Linked DNA regions of Mus musculus: region 2 is linked to region 1. A link is a contact called in ENCODE POLR2A ChIA-PET data. All regions are on one chromosome and are shown on one strand. The core of a region is the stretch at or near the end of the contact, and the rest is flanking DNA. Distances in the headings are between cores, read along the strand shown. Region 1 holds the start of Med26 (mediator complex subunit 26). Region 2 holds the start of 1700030K09Rik (RIKEN cDNA 1700030K09 gene).

The links. ChIA-PET counts read pairs that join two places held with the same protein, here RNA polymerase II (POLR2A).
Region 2: POLR2A ChIA-PET joins it to region 1 with 13 read pairs in Patski. The contact joins the promoter of 1700030K09Rik here to the promoter of Med26 in region 1. POLR2A ChIA-PET finds 5 or more read pairs at or near these places in 2 of 5 experiments (Patski and embryonic stem cell).

The regions. Positions count from the first base shown.
Region 1 is chr8:72,543,718-72,551,283 of GRCm38, reverse strand. It overlaps Med26 (mediator complex subunit 26), which reads left to right and starts at 2,974. Exons shown (of 3, transcript NM_027485.4): 1 at 2,974-3,389. The coding sequence starts at 3,318.
Region 2 is chr8:72,441,290-72,448,855 of GRCm38, reverse strand. It overlaps 1700030K09Rik (RIKEN cDNA 1700030K09 gene), which reads right to left and starts at 4,976. Exons shown (of 8, transcript NM_028170.2): 1 at 4,867-4,976; 2 at 3,386-4,106. The coding sequence starts at 4,105. Calr3 (calreticulin 3) reads left to right here and starts at 5,078. Exons shown (of 9, transcript NM_028500.3): 1 at 5,078-5,263; 2 at 5,360-5,461. The coding sequence starts at 5,173.

The sequences.
Region 1 (7,566 bases), core at 1,725-4,224:
ATATATATATATACACACACACACACACACAAACAATCAAACTTAGGTAAATGAACAAGTAGAATAAAGTTGTGTGCATAGGACTCCACAATATTGTAGTCATGCACTCTGAAGGCAGAGGAAGGTGGATCTCTATGAGTTTGAGGTCGGCCTGGTCTATAAAATGAGTTTCAGGTCAGCCAGCCAGAACTACACAAAGAAACCCTTTTTTTTTTTAAATTAATTTATTTATTATATGTAAGTACACTGTAGCTGTCTTCAGACACTCCAGAAGAGGGAGTCAGATCTCATTACGAATGATTGTGAACCACCATGTGGTTGCTGGGATTTGAACTCTGGACCTTTGGAAGAGCAGTCAGGTGCTCTTACCCACTGAGCCATCTCACCAGCCCAAGAAACCCTTTCTTGAAAAAACAAAACAAGAAAATGGGTTGGAGAGATGGCTCAGCCATTATGAATGCTTGCTGCTCGTCCAGAGTTCAATTCCCCATACCTATATGATGACCTTGAACTCAAGAGATCCTCCTGTTTCTACCTCTTTGAGTGCTGAGATTAAAGGCTAGGCATAGAAAATGCAATCAGAAGCACCAGGTATGATGGTGGGTGGTACATGCCCTATAATTCTAGCGCTTGAGGAGGTGGAGGCAACATGAAGAGCTCAAGGCCAGGCCTGTGAGACAATGCAGCAGTTAAGAGCACTGTTCTCAAAGAAGGACCAGGATTCAATTCGCAGTATGTACTCACAACTCCATGTAATTCTAGTTCTAGGGATCTGACAACTACTTCTGGCCTCTGTAGACACCAGGCACATATAGGTGCATATATACTACAGGCAAAACATTAATATCAAATTTAGAGACAGGGTCTCTCTACATATGGCTGTCTATCCTGGAACTCACTATGTAAACTAGACTGGATTCACGGAGATCCTCCTGCCTCCCCTTGAGTACCACCATACCAGGCAAATAAAATAAAAAATAAAGAAAAGAAAAAGGTTCAAGGCCAGCCTAGGCTACATGTGGTCTCAAAACCTGGGGAGGAATCTAAAATAGCAAGGTCAGCAGGTACATTGAATGCTGTCCAAGATGTTTTCATGACTTGATCCATGCAAAACTAATTGCCTGCTTAATTTATAGCTTGTTTTGAAAAAAAAAAAAAAGGCATACTATACCACTGAATAAACAAGATAGCAGGTCTGCAGGGTAGGATGATGCACTTAATTCCAGCTCTTGGGCAGCAGAACTCAGGCGGATATCTGTGAGTTTGAGGCTAGCCTGGTCTCCACAGTGAGTTTCAAACTAGTCAGAATTGCATAGTGAGATCCAGGCCAGCCAGGGCTTTGTAGTGAGAGCCTGTATAAGGGGAGAAAAATAAAAATCAACTATTAGATAATAATAAAAGACAGAAGATTGGCATAAATGTAATGCACCAGGAGACACTGGAAGGAATAAAATGTTTGAGACCAGCTCAGGCTTCATAAACTCTGCCAAAAAACACCAAACTAAGAGCCAATGTTGATGGAGGACCTTGTTTATTTTGCTTATCTGGTGAGATTAAGTGTATCTTCAAAATGGGCTGCTTTCCAACTTGGAACCTGAGCTCCAAACACATGCCAGGAAGAGAGTGTATTTGAGAAGTATTTGTTCGTGTTCATTCTATTGGTGTAATGCAAAGCCTTCTGTCATGTGCAGAATCAAGAAACCAGCCATGATAAATTTATTTTCTGGGTGGGTGGGAGAAAAGGGCAGGGTCTTACTTACGTAGTCCTTGCTAATCTGGAACTCACTGTGCAGACCAAGCTGGCCTGGAACTCCAGTGAGCCTCCTGCCTCCCAAGCGTTGGAATTAAATGCCTGGTTCCTCACCTCCCCCAGTACCCCCCCCCCGAAGTATGACAAATTTAAAATTAACAGGTGTTGAGCAGCTCTCAGAAGTACATGTGGTTTTCATTACCTGTTTCCCTTCCGTTTCATGTCTGGATTTTTAAGGTTACAACACTACACGAAGTTATTTCTCCCGAGGCCACTTTCGTATAGTGCACTAAACTCGGAGCCCGCCCTCCATCTGTCCAGTTGTAGGGGTCACCGAAGGACGGAGGACCGCAGCCTTTATACTTGACTTCCTTCGTTTCTTGGTTTGACTTAAAACTCCAGGTGACCTTGGTGCTTCCCTTCCTCCCCCGTGAGGCGTTCCTGTTTTCCATCACCTGAGATGCAAAGGCGGGGTCGCTCCGTCCCCTCGGAACGCCAAGGGGAAGATGCTGGGCGACGGTTCCGCATCCTGCTGTTCAGACACAGGCTGGCCACCTCCAGCCCCCCCCGCCCCCCCCCCGCCTCTAGGAAGGCGACAAAAGCGGTGCTTCCTCTTGAGTTCCAGCCCCGCACGGATGCAGACCCGAGGTGTCAGCGTCGCGCAGGCCTTGCAGACTTGCGTCCTCTGCAGAGGTGGCAGCTCCCAGACGTGACCTTAGGTCCCCGCAGCACGCGGGTCACATGGGGACACGCACTGCCCTGCAGACCCGCGCCTGGGGCCTCTGCAGCGGAGAAGGCTGTGCGGAGCTCCTCCGAGCTCCTCGAGGCACGAGTCTAAACGCAGGGAACCGCTGCCTTCCTCAGATTACCTATGGCCGCTCCAATCCTCTGGTTTCTAAACGCAGGAGGCCCTCATCCGGGGGAGGGTCTTTCCATTCCGCAACCCCAAAGCAGTCAGAAGATAGAGTCGGTGTTCCAGGACTTGAAGGGTGCGCTTCCGTTAGGAAGCCCATCCCTCCAGTCCCGAGTGGGCGTGGCCTTCAGATAGCGTCCGTTGCCACGCCCAACTGCCTCCCAACGGCCCTCTGTGTCGGACCTCGGAACCAGGCGGCAGGACCTGCTAATTGCGCCTGCGCGCGCGTGCGCACAATCAATAGGAGGGGCTCACGAGCCGGACCCTCCCAAACCCGGCGTCTCCACCCGCCCCATCTCCCAACCTCCTCAGCGTGGCGCCGACGCTGCGTGCGGCGCGGGTTACCCAGAGTGCTCAGCGCGGGGGGCAGCTCACTGGAGTTTGGTTCTCGAGGCGGCGGCGGCGGTGGTGGCGGAGGCTCCTCCGTCGGCTCCTCCTCCTCGCTCGGCGGTGGCGGCGGTGGTCCGGGGCCTGAGCTCCGGTCCCCTCCGCTTCCCTCCGTCCTCGCCATCTCCCCGAGCGCCTTGACCTCCTCCGGCGCCGCGGGGAACATGCGGCTCCGTTCCCGGAGGCCGGCGAGTGACTGACCCGCGTTCCCCCTCCTCAGCCTGCCCGCCCGCCGGCCCGGCCGCTCCCCCCCGCTTCGCCCAGGCAATGACAGCGGCTCCGGCGTCTCCGCAGCAGATGAGGGACCGGCTGCTACAGGCCATCGACTCCCAGAGCAACGTAAGTGACTGCCTCGCGATCGGGGACCGAGGCCGCATGTGTCGAGACCCTCCCCCTCCGACGCGCCCCCGGCTAGGGGCTCTCTCCAGGCGGTGATCTGCCCGCCACAGCCACTGCCATCTCGGTCTCTCTTTCTCCTGGGTCCGGGGACCGCAGGCAAGGCGGATTGCCCGGCAGCTGAGGGTACCTGAGGCCGAGGCTTCACGCGGCCTGGACTGAGGGAGCGTTTGGAGCTTTGATCAGAGCTAGTTCTTCTCCGTTGTCCCAGCCCGACCGCCCTTGGTGGTCCCCACCGTGCCTCCTTGCCTCACCTCAACCCTGGGAACTGAGAACCCCCCGGGAAGGTCTCCCTGCCGGGGGCAAGGTGGGAAGCAACTAGTGTCTCCGCGATGACTAGAGTAGCCCGCGTCTCCGGAGTCTTGGCCTTTACTCCCCTTCGGTCTCCTGGCTGAACCTCCTTCTTGGCTAGGAGGGAACCCTAGGCCCGTTCTGCCCCCAGTCTGTCTACCTGTGATGCCTGGAGAGTCTCCTCTTTTTTCTGATAGTGGACAAACCTTTCCTGGGGTCTTTCTAGAAAAGACGACCCTGCAGAGAGTGGGATCCTTCCTGTCATCTTTCTTGGCCTAAATGCTCCATTGCGCATCTGACCAGAAGCTAAAGCATGGGATTTTGGTACTGAGTTACTGCCCGTCATAGTTGATTGTTCTCTTATTCCTACCTTCCGGTCCTCTTTCCATCTCTCTCTTGCCCCTCCTGAGGTGCTTTGGGCCCTAGCCTGTCAAGATTTAATTGTAAGGGGTTACTTTATGTCACACTTTCCTCTGCTAAGAGTCCTGTGAGCAGAGGGACATCTTTTTCTTCCTGTGTGAGCATAGACTAATTTCACCTGTTCTTGTATTTTTCCCAAAGGTTTGTTGGCAGTGTAGGGGGCGGGTATCCTTGTTGCTGTTAGGAGCAGGGCCATGGGAAGATGCACAGGCATTCAGATATGAGGTGTTTGCTGGGAGACCAGGAAGTGGCCTTTGAGATCACTTTTTAATATGCTCGGGATGGAAGAAAAATCATCTTGGGCTTGGACAGGTAACCGAGGTTTGAGTCTTTTGAGTTCCCTTGACTATGCTTGACCAGTTACTCTTAGCAATGTACAATGTACACTGTATTGTGGTGTGTTCAGAATAATTCACATTGTTTGTGTGGTCTTGGTAGAAATAGAGGTGCTCTAGTTTCTATGAGATCTGCTTGCTGGATCCAAAATTATTTTCTTCTTGGTCTTTAAGATCACCTTGATAGTAATTTAGTAAATACTGTAGACATTTTCTCGAGGTAGAATAGGGACAGGCTAGATAAAAATCTTCTAGAAAGCCTTTTTAAATTTTTTTCTTTTTTCTTTTTTTGGTTTAAGGTTTTGTTGGGTTTTTTGTTGTTGTTTTGTTTGCCAGTGATTGGTATTACTGACTGTAATCACATGATTGATATATTAGGATATTAAAAGGTAAAAACAAGAGATAGGAAAACATAGCCTTGATGGCTTTTGCATCTTTGCTGAAGCCATAGTGTACACAGTATAATTTTTTGATGTTGTTTTTCAAGAAGGATTCCTCTTCTATGTAGCTTTGACTATCCTTGAACTTGCTCTTTAGACTAGGTTGGCCTCAGAGATTCTCCTGCCTCTTCTTCCAGATTAAACGATTGCACCACCACTGCTCATCTCTTCCACAGTGGAAATTTTAACTCCTGTGTAACTCCTTTGCTTGAGATCTTATCAGAGATCCTGACTGCTTGTATGTGAGAGTGTTGGGACCAGCAAGCGCTTTGACAGGTAATCATGATGCTATAGATCAGGTGGGTCCAAGTGTTAGGTAAGGTCTGACTAGAAGACCCTTTGTGGGTAAAAGAAGGAAGGTAGACAGCCCAAATTTTAGGTTTTTGTTTTGTTTTTTTCTGAGACAGTCACTGGAAGTCACTATGTATGTAAACCAGTGTAGTCTCACAGAGAATCTGTCTGCTTCTACCTCCCAAATGCTGGAATTAAAGGTATATGCCACCATGCCTGGCCCAAACATTAGTTTCTTGAATTTTCCCTTGGTCATAAGTATTACTATGCTCTTTGGCCTGTGGGTAAGTTGCTTGGAGTGTATATCTCAAAGGGAGACCTTATTGTGGTGGATGGAGTTGAGAACTTGTCTCTGAGTGAGGAGGGAAGTGTTTCCCAAAATGCACTGTCAGTGACCACCCACAAAAACAACTAGGTATATGTGCCAGGGGCTGGCTTTGCAGAATCTCTTTGTAGAATCAGCCTGGAGCACTGTCCTCCATTTCTTGCTGTGGTATTGAAGGGTCCCTGGACATTTGCACTGTTTCCGTGATTGCTCAGGGCCCAGGTAAGAGCTGCATGTTTGTGCAGGGATCTGTGCTTTGCTCTGCCCAGTTATAAGCTCCACCACTTGCTAATTGACACATATTTAGGATGTTCATGGAAAAAATACAAAACGAGGACAGAGTTGAAGAGTGAACACTAAAATTAACCCTCTTCAGAGAGAAGTGACAGAGAATGGTGTCATGTAATGCTTACCTTTATGAGTGTGCAATTATGGCTAACAAATTTAGCTGTTGGCTTAAAAAAAAAATCAGTGCCAGGTAGCTGACCTAAAGTCCACAGCCTCTGACTGACCAGCTCCTTGACCAAGGAGGTCTCAGTAAGATAGCCATCCCTGCTCTAGCCTCAGCAGCAGCAAGCACTGACCTGCCAGGCCTGTACTTCAGAAAGTCCCCATCTCCCTTCCAAAAGGCAGCTAATAGACTTCCAGAACTGTGGAAGCTTCACTCACCTCAATGTGTGTTTGCTTAGGGTGTTGACAGTCTCTGACGTATACTGTACATCTGCTTGTAGTCGTATGAATAAAGGTGAAGGGTATGACTTACACTTGCACAGAAATCATACTGAGTTCCCCTTTAGCCAGTGATAGAGTTTTTAGTCCTGTGGTGCCCTTGCTGTTTGAAGAAAGTCTGGACCATGTTTTCCTGAGAGATCAGCTTCTCATACATGTTCCATGTCTTGACCTCTTTCCTAGAGAAGAGTCCTCCCTTTTTGCATTTTGTTTCAACTCTTGGGCCTGTGATTCAGGAGTTGCCTCCACGCCCCCATTTTCTCAAGAAGCCCTGTGCTCCAGTCCTGAAGGCCAGCTGTGGAATGGCCTAATGGGAGCATTGGTGACTGAGAAAATCACAGGTGGCTTGAGATGTGTCTGTGGGGAATGTGAATGTAACCTTAAAGTTAACAGATTTCATTTTTCAAAAAAGTGGAAAGACTATACACAGTCCCATGAAAAGCTAAATAGTGAAGTGGTGGTCCAAGATGGAGTTTGCCAAAGGCAGCTTTGTAGCCCTGGTTGCAAAGCAGTGGGAGGACGGAAGAAGGCTTGGTGAAGGAGGACTCAACCACTGCTGGACTCTGGAGCAGATCTCAGGAGCTGCTGTCTTCCTCTCACTCTTCCAGAAGCAGGCACCATGGCCATCATTTCCTACTTGGAATCACTTGCCTCTGCTGGCTTGCAAGTTCCTTGCAGCAAAGGAAGTGGTGGCCCGTCCTGGAAGCATACCTTCCAGACCCGGATTCAGACCCGGATTCAGACCCGGATTCAGACCTGGAAGTGCTGCAGTGGCCTACACGAACTGTTCTGGAAGGGCTTCTTCTATTTACTTGCTTCAGGAATTCATGCAGGGTGGATTGTGTGAACTTTTTCAGCTATCTACACCCCTGGTTAATAAGGAGAGATGTACAACCCTAATTAATTTTTGAGGTACCCTGACAGTGTGTTCTGTTCTTCCCAGTAGCCCCATAAAGGAAGGTGGGATGAAGCTAGCCCCCTTTATGCAGACAGCATAATGCTAGTGGTGTCAGCTGTGGCTAGGCTAGGACATAATGCTAGTGGTTTCAGCCTTGTGGAAGGGTGTCATGAGCTGATACACACTCTACCTGAGTAGGGAAGGCTTGGCCTGCTAGTCCTATGTGATCAGAACTGGGTGAGAGTTACCTGTTAGCATTGCAGGGGCTCTGTCTCTGTGACAATGGGTGTGGAACTTTGCCTGTGTCTTGTGTTCCAGCTTTGCTTTCTGCTGAAAGGTGACAGCTCTTTTAACACTAACTTAAAATGCCACTGATCCTGTCAGAAAGAGG
Region 2 (7,566 bases), core at 3,727-6,226, 100 kb after region 1:
ACACACACACACACACACACACACACACATATTAGTTTTATATGTGTAAGTGGACTGTTGCTCTCTTCAGATACACCAGAAGAGGGCACCAGATCCCATTACAGATGGTTGTGAGCCACCATGTGGTTGCTGGGAATTGAACTCAGGACCTCTAGAACAGTCAGTGCTCTTAACTGCTAAGCCATCTCTCCAGCCCATAAAATATTTTTTTAAAGATTTATTTATTTATTTATTTATTTATTTATTTATTTATTTATTTATTTATTTATTTATTTATTGTATACAACTACACTGTTGCTGTCTTCAGACACACCAGAAGAGGGTGTCAGATCCCATTACAGATGACTGTGAGCCACCATGTGGTTGCTGGGAATTGAACTCAGGACCTCTGCAAGAGCAGTCAGTGCTCTTAACCGCTGAGCCATTTCTCCAGCCCAAAATATTTTTTAATAAAAAATTAAGAGCACTGACTGCTCTTCCAGAGGATTCAGGTTCAAACCCTAGAACCCACATGACAGCTCACAACTGTCTGTAATTCCAACTTCAGGGAATCTGACATCCCAACACAGACATACATACAGGCAAGACACAGATACACATAGAATAAGAATAAATAAATAAATAAATCATTTTTTTAAAAATCTCAGGTTCTGTGGATGCTGAAAGGAGGATACGTCTGGAGTCCTGGAGGCTCCCAAAGCATCAGAGGCCAAGAACATCTGTAGGCTCGGATATAAGCAAGCACAGGTTAGTGTCCAGCATGGTGACAAATGCCTTTAATCCCACCACTCAGGAGGCAGAGACAGGGAGCTCTCTGTGAGTTCAAGGCCAGTGTGGTCTATAGAAGGATATATTCTAGGATAGCCAGGGCTACACAGAGAACCTGTCTCAAACAAACAAAACAAAACAAAACAAACACCAAGCACAGGTTAAACAGATGATGTGTGAGCAGAGAGGAAGGGAAGCTGTCTCTGGAGTTAACATGGATGGTGCTCTCCTGGTGCAACCAAGAGGCCAGCACAGATATGGCCAAGGAGGAGGGCAAACTATTATTGCCTCCCACATTGGCCCCATCTCATCTCAATGCAGCTCCTCAGAGCTCGAGTTGGGAGGGTGTTAAGGAAAGCAGATGGTAGACTTATGAAAGTAAGAGATCCAGGGGAGCCGGCAGGTGACAAAGCAATGGCTGCAACCTTCCTGAGCTGCACCAGACCTCAAAAATGGTGTGCTACAGTGTCTTCCTGAGTGATGAGGATCTGCAATCACCTCAGAATGGATGCCAGGGTCTTCTAAAGCGCCTCACCAGTTATGCCTCTGACTGTGCTTCTCCTGTTGTCCTCTCCAAATACAGAGAACATGATACTAACACATGTGTGTTCTCTACATTCAGAGACAAGCATGAGGTACGTGGCAAAGTCCCAGAAAGGGGACAGAACTCATCCATACAGGGCACAACCCAGGGCAGCTGTGAGCCTTAGGAAACATGGCTGATGCCCACAGGTGACTGGGGAAACATTCTACAACAGCCTGAGCCTGCTGCATGTGAGACAGAGGGAATGGGGACCTTGTGAGAGTGGAACGAGTGCTCCCAGGAGCACTCAGGATGTGGAAATTCCCAGGCTAGGTGACCTCCCTAAAACAACTGCCATGGCTGTTGGTGACACTGCAAGCCTGGACGGTGAGGCTGTACTGCTGAAGATGTCAAAGGCTCTGGTTGTAGGACAGAAAGATACTCTAAGACTGAGCCAGAAGAGTGCCTGCCCAGATACACTCCTGCAATCCCAGTGCTCGGAAGGCAGAGGCAGGCGAATGTCTGAGTTTGGGGCCAGCCTGGTCAATGCTACTAATTCCAGGACAGTCAGGGCTTCACAGAGCAGTGTCAGTAGTCAAGACAGGGGCAAAAGTACTCAGAGACGGAAACAACTTCCCAACTGGACTTAAGGCCCTTCCATAGGGAACACTCACTGCTACTACCTTGAATCTACTAAACCTGGGGTTAGGAGAGTCAGGCTAGTGTAGGGAAGGTATACATTTCCTAATTGGTTCTTGTCAATAAAGAGTGGAAGCCAACCGCTGGGCAAAGGGGAAAAGGTGGGACTTCTGGATCCCAGGAGGAAGAAGAGGATGAGAGGGAGGAGGCAAAGCAGGCAGTGAAGCAGAGGAAGTGGCAGGCATGTACGTCTCATAGTACCTATAGTCTGTAGCCTCCGCGGTGAGTGAAGGCCAGGGAGGATGGGGCAGGATATTCTTCACCCAGCCATTATCTGGCTAGTTTTAAAATATTAAGGCTGTCTGGTGTTTTCCATCCATGGCAACTAAGGTGGGCAGAAAACAGGCACAGCTGGGGGAGCCTTTGGTGGCTTGGTGGAGCGATCTGCAAGAGGTTGAGGGAGCTCGGACTGACCTCTTGAGAAAGAGCATTCGTGTTACTAAAACTACATACAACAAGCTAGGAGAAAAGGAGAGCTGTGGCTCTGGTAAATGATAGGGCCAAATGGCCAAAGTGCTGCCCTGAATTTGTATTTATGACCACAAGCTGTCACCAGTGCTGGGTAGGCTCCGACCATCAGTGTCTTTCAGCCATTTTTTTTTTTTTTTTTTTTTTTTTTTTTTTTTTTTTTTTTTTTTTTTTTTTTTTGGTTTTTCGAGACAGGGTTTCTCTGTCTAGCTCTGGCTGTCCTGGAACTCACTTTGTAGACCAGGCTGGCCTCGAACTCAGAAATCCTCCTGCCTCTGCCTCCCGAGTGCTGGGATTAAAGGCGTGCGCCACCACGCCCGGCGTTAGCCATTTTTACTCCTGTAAGTAATCCCAATAAACTGATTGGTTCTCCAATTTGTTCTTAGCTTGTTGTGCTTTCGTTTGTCACTGGTTCCCTATGTGAGGCAAGGAGATATCTCTTCACATCTCCCTGGCAATGGTGTCACACAACAGCAGCTTGTTCCCACAGGCTCGCACTCAAGTCAGCTTCTCACACAACCCAAGCCCACAAGGCATCACCAGTTCACAATCAATAAACAATCAAGACAGTTCCTCTAATGTGAGCAGTCCTTCAATTGAGACCTCAAATTAAACTAACAAGACAAAGCATTTGCTGCTCTTTCCCGAAAGGGACCTGACTTTAGTTCCCAGCACCCATTACCAGGTGTCTCACAACCCCTCTAACTCTAGCTCCAGGGGATCGATGCCCTCTTCTATATTTGCAGGCAGGTGTGCATATGTGGGGTATACACACAGAGACATATGTACGGGGGGGGGGGGTCTGAGGTATAGCTCACTAGCTAAGGAGCTGTTTGGTACAAAGCAAGCCCTAGGCTCTGTTACCAGAACCTGCCCCCCACCCCCCCAAAAAAAGTAAAATTTGAAACCAACAAAAGAATACGTTACCAAGAACACCTTTCCAAGGTTGCTCCTGCTGACACTGGAGCCAGGGAGCTCCTGGTTTCTATTTGCTTCTTTTTCTCTAGAAGATTCCATCAAGCTTCTAAGCAGTAGCATTTCCTCCTCCTCGTCACTGGCAGATTCTTTCTTTGTGGGCAGCAGAGCTTGCTTCCCTGTCCCCACTGCCAGCCCTGGGGACCTCGCTTCAGTGGGCAGCTCCTTCTTCTTCAGAAACCTGCTACCGTTACCACTCGGCCCATCGCTCTTTGACACACATGTTTTGTTCACTTGTTTCTGGAAAGTTCTGTGTGGGTACTGGGAAGAAACAGAAGCTGCACCTGTCCTCTTAGGAAGACTCTGCTCGATGGATGTGGAGTCAGACTCCACATCAGACCAAGCCATGGGCACCTGCTTCCGATTCAGGATCTTGGTTTCAATCTGGGCCAGTTTCCTAAGGGCCTCACTGGCTCTGGTCTTGGAGGAGATGGTGGGAGGCCTCAAGCCCAGACTCACCCCCCTCCCTGCCATGGCCTCCTCTTTGGGCATCAAATATTTCTCGTCCATCGTTTGGTTTCTCTTTAAGATTCTGCTCTGCCCAGGTGTCACTTGGCCAAGACTTCGGGCTTGTAAGTTTCTGATCTCTTCCATCCTCGAGCTATCTAAGAACATATCCCTTAAGTCAAAACCACTACGTGGAGGGCCAAAGGGTCTTCTTGTGGAAGCCATTCTAGGAAAATAAAGATTGTGTTTTCAGCCTTTAAAAGTACTTCACTGTATAAGTATACTTTTTGTTTTGTTTTTATTTTTTTCAAGATAAGGTTTCCCTGTATAGCTCTGGTTTTCCTGGGAGCTCCTTAGATCAGGCCTGCCTCCCAAGTGCTGTGATCAAAGGTGTATGCCACCACCACCCAGATAAAAGTATTTCTTTTAATAAGCTGTAGGGCGTGTGGGACAGGCATAAGAACTGGTAAGGTTGAGTGAGCTCAAAACCAAAGAATCGGGGCTGGTGAGATGGCTCAGTGGTTAAGAGCGCCGACTGCTCTTCTGAAGGTCCCGAGTTCAAATCCCAGCAACCACATGGTGGCTCACAACCATCCATAACGAAATCTGATGCCCTCTTCTGGAGTGTCTGAAAGACAGCTACAGTGTACTTACATATAATAAATAAATAAATCTAAAAAAAAAAAAAAAAAAAAAAAACCAAAGAATCTCAGAGAGATTTGAGGACAGGCGTCCAGATTCGTACCTATATCTGTACCTGCTCTGGAACCTGTAACCAGGATACACAACTGAGAGGACCCATATCACACAGCACCTGGAGTTCTTCTCCATGCTAATAACACTGCCTATACTCAGTTTCCTCGCTATTGTTTGCAAGCCCTAAGGGATCATGCCCCATCGCTCTCCAGATGAGGAACCTCTGGTGTGGGTATGCCGCCCGTTTTCCTGAAGCCCCTTGCCAACCCACTTGATCACTGTGAGGTCACCTGAGTAGCTGCGTTGGCTTCTTCCCGCTAGGCTTCAGCCTCAAAGTATAGGCCCCAGTGTGCGGTTGCCTCAGGAGACAGCGCCAGAGCAACTAGAGACTACATTTCCCGTCGGCCACCGCGCTCCACCCACCAATGAGCAACTCAGGTCACAATCCCGGGCGTCACGGGACCAGTAATTTCAGCGCACCCATTAGCGTCCCCAGGTCATAATCCCAAGGCATGCCGGGAGTTGTAGTTTCTGAGTTGCGCCCGTCAAGCGGTACGGACGCCTGAGAGCAGAGAGTTGAAGTCGCACGTGCAGCTATGGTCTCGGCTCGTGCATTGCTCTGGGCCATCTGTGTGCTGCGCGTGGCACTAGCCACTGTGTACTTCCAGGAGGAGTTTCTAGACGGAGGTGAAGGCGATTGCCGTGGTGGCTGGTGGCCTGTGTCCACCATCTATGATATGGACCCGTGCGCTTTGCACCACTAACCCTCCTGTCTCCCCACAGAGCGCTGGAGGAACCGCTGGGTGCAGTCCACCAATGACTCCCAGTTTGGGCACTTCAGAGTCTCATCGGGGAAGTTCTATGGGCATAAAGAGAAAGACAAAGGTTAGTGTAGAATCGGGAGCAAATAGAGTAGAGTTAGAAACCTCATGGCACCCTGACAACGCACCCACCGTTCAAGCCAGGACACTGAGGCACATGCAGGCTCTGCAATACCCTGTTTGGGTTTACATTCCTTTACGATTGACCAGAGTAGCCGGGCGGTGGTGGCGTACGCCTTTAATCCCAGCACTCAGGAGGCAGAAGCAGGTGGATTTCTGAGTTCGAAGCCAGCCTGGTCTACAGAGTGAGTTACAGGACAGCCAGGGCTACACAGAAACCCTGTCTTGGAAAAAGAAAAAAAAAAAAAAATTGACCGAAGTGTGTTTTGGTTTAGTCTTTGAGCAGTCTCATGTAGCCCTAGATGGCTCTAACTCTCAGCCTCCCAAGTGCTGGTTACTTTTTCCACATCTATGTATGTTGGAGGCAGTATGCACCTTGAGTGTGGATTGGAATGACAGTGGAGGTGCTCAGAAAGTGCTGGAATGACAACTGGAGTCAACAGGAATGACTGTGTTGGCATTTTTCAGTAGTTGCCCAAGATCATCTCACTTCATGAAAATTGGAACCATGCTGTAGCACAACCTAGAATCCTAGCACTCCAGGGTCTTCATGAGGCAGGAAAATCACAAGTTCAAGACCAGCCTAGCTATAGAGTGAGCTCTGGCCCACCCTAAGATACAGCCAGGTCTTGGCACAAAACAAAAAGAGGGGAAATCAAAATGAAAAGTGGGGCCAGCTAGATTGGCCTGTGGCCAAGCTTGGTAACCTGAGTTTGATCCCCAGAACCTACAGGGTGGAAGGAGAGAACCTATGCCCACAAGTTGTTCTCTAACCTTGGCACATGCCCCAACCCCACAAAATGAACGAATAAATAAATAATTAAATTGTATTTTCTTTAGGTTTTTAGTTTTGTTTGTTTTGAGCCAGGGTCTCTATGTATCTCTGAATGTCTAGAAACTCTTAAATCCACCTGCCCCTTCCTCTGCCTCTTGAATGCTGGGATTAAAAGCATACACCAACAAAACTGGCTAATAAATATGTATGTCTAACATCTATGAAGTCCTGAATCCCAGCTCCAGTACAGCCTAAACGGGTTGTAGTGCACACTCGAGAAGTGGCAAGAGAATTTAAAAGGCTGAAGTCATTTTTTACCTATATTGCAAGTTCAAGGTCAATGCAGGATACTTGAGAATTTGTCTGGAAGAAAAAAAAAAAGAGTTCGTTTATCTGAGACGGGTTCTCTTTATGAAGTCCAGGTTGGCCTTGAACTCCAGGTCCTCCTGCCCCAGTCAGCCACATACTTGGTTGGTTCACAGCTGTACTGGCTGGTTTTGTGTGTCAACTTGAAACAAGCTGGAGTTATCACAGAGAAAGGAGCTTCAGGTGAGAAAATGCCTCCATGAAATCCAGCTGTAAGGCATTTTCTCTATTAGTGATCAAGGGTGAAGGGCCCATTGTAGGTGGTGCCATCCCTGGGCTGGTAGTCTTGGTTCTGTAAGAAAACAAGCTGAGCAAGCCAGGGGAAGCAAGCCAGTAACATCCCTCCATGGCCTCTGCATCAGCTCCTGCTTCCTGACCTGCTTGAGTTCCAGTTCTGACATCCTTTAGTGATGAACAGCAGTGTGGAAGTATAAGTTGAATAAATCCTTTCCTTCCCAACTTGCATCTTGGTCATGATGTTTGTGCAGGAATAGAAACCCCAACTAAGACAAACTGATACCACCATTGTGGGTTGTTCCTATGACAACCTGACCATGTTTTGGGGAGGACTGTGGAAGGACTTTGGAACTTTGGGCTAGAAGAGCCATTGGGATGTTAAGAGCTCTTTGGGATGTTCTGTAGGAGCTTGGGAGATAATGTTGAGAACAGTGCAGAAGATGGAGGCCTGGCTTGTGAAATTTCAGAGGGAAAATTAAAGACTCTTATCAGGGTTGCTGCTATTTTGATTGTGAAAATTCTATGGTTTTGGTTAGCTGGGGCTGAAGAATCAGCCGTGATGAACAAGATACCAGAACTACTAAAGTGAAACTTTTGCATTACTGGGACTATTGATGCTGGTTAGCTGGAGCTAAGAAATTAGCAGTGATTATGAAGAGACCAGCATCACT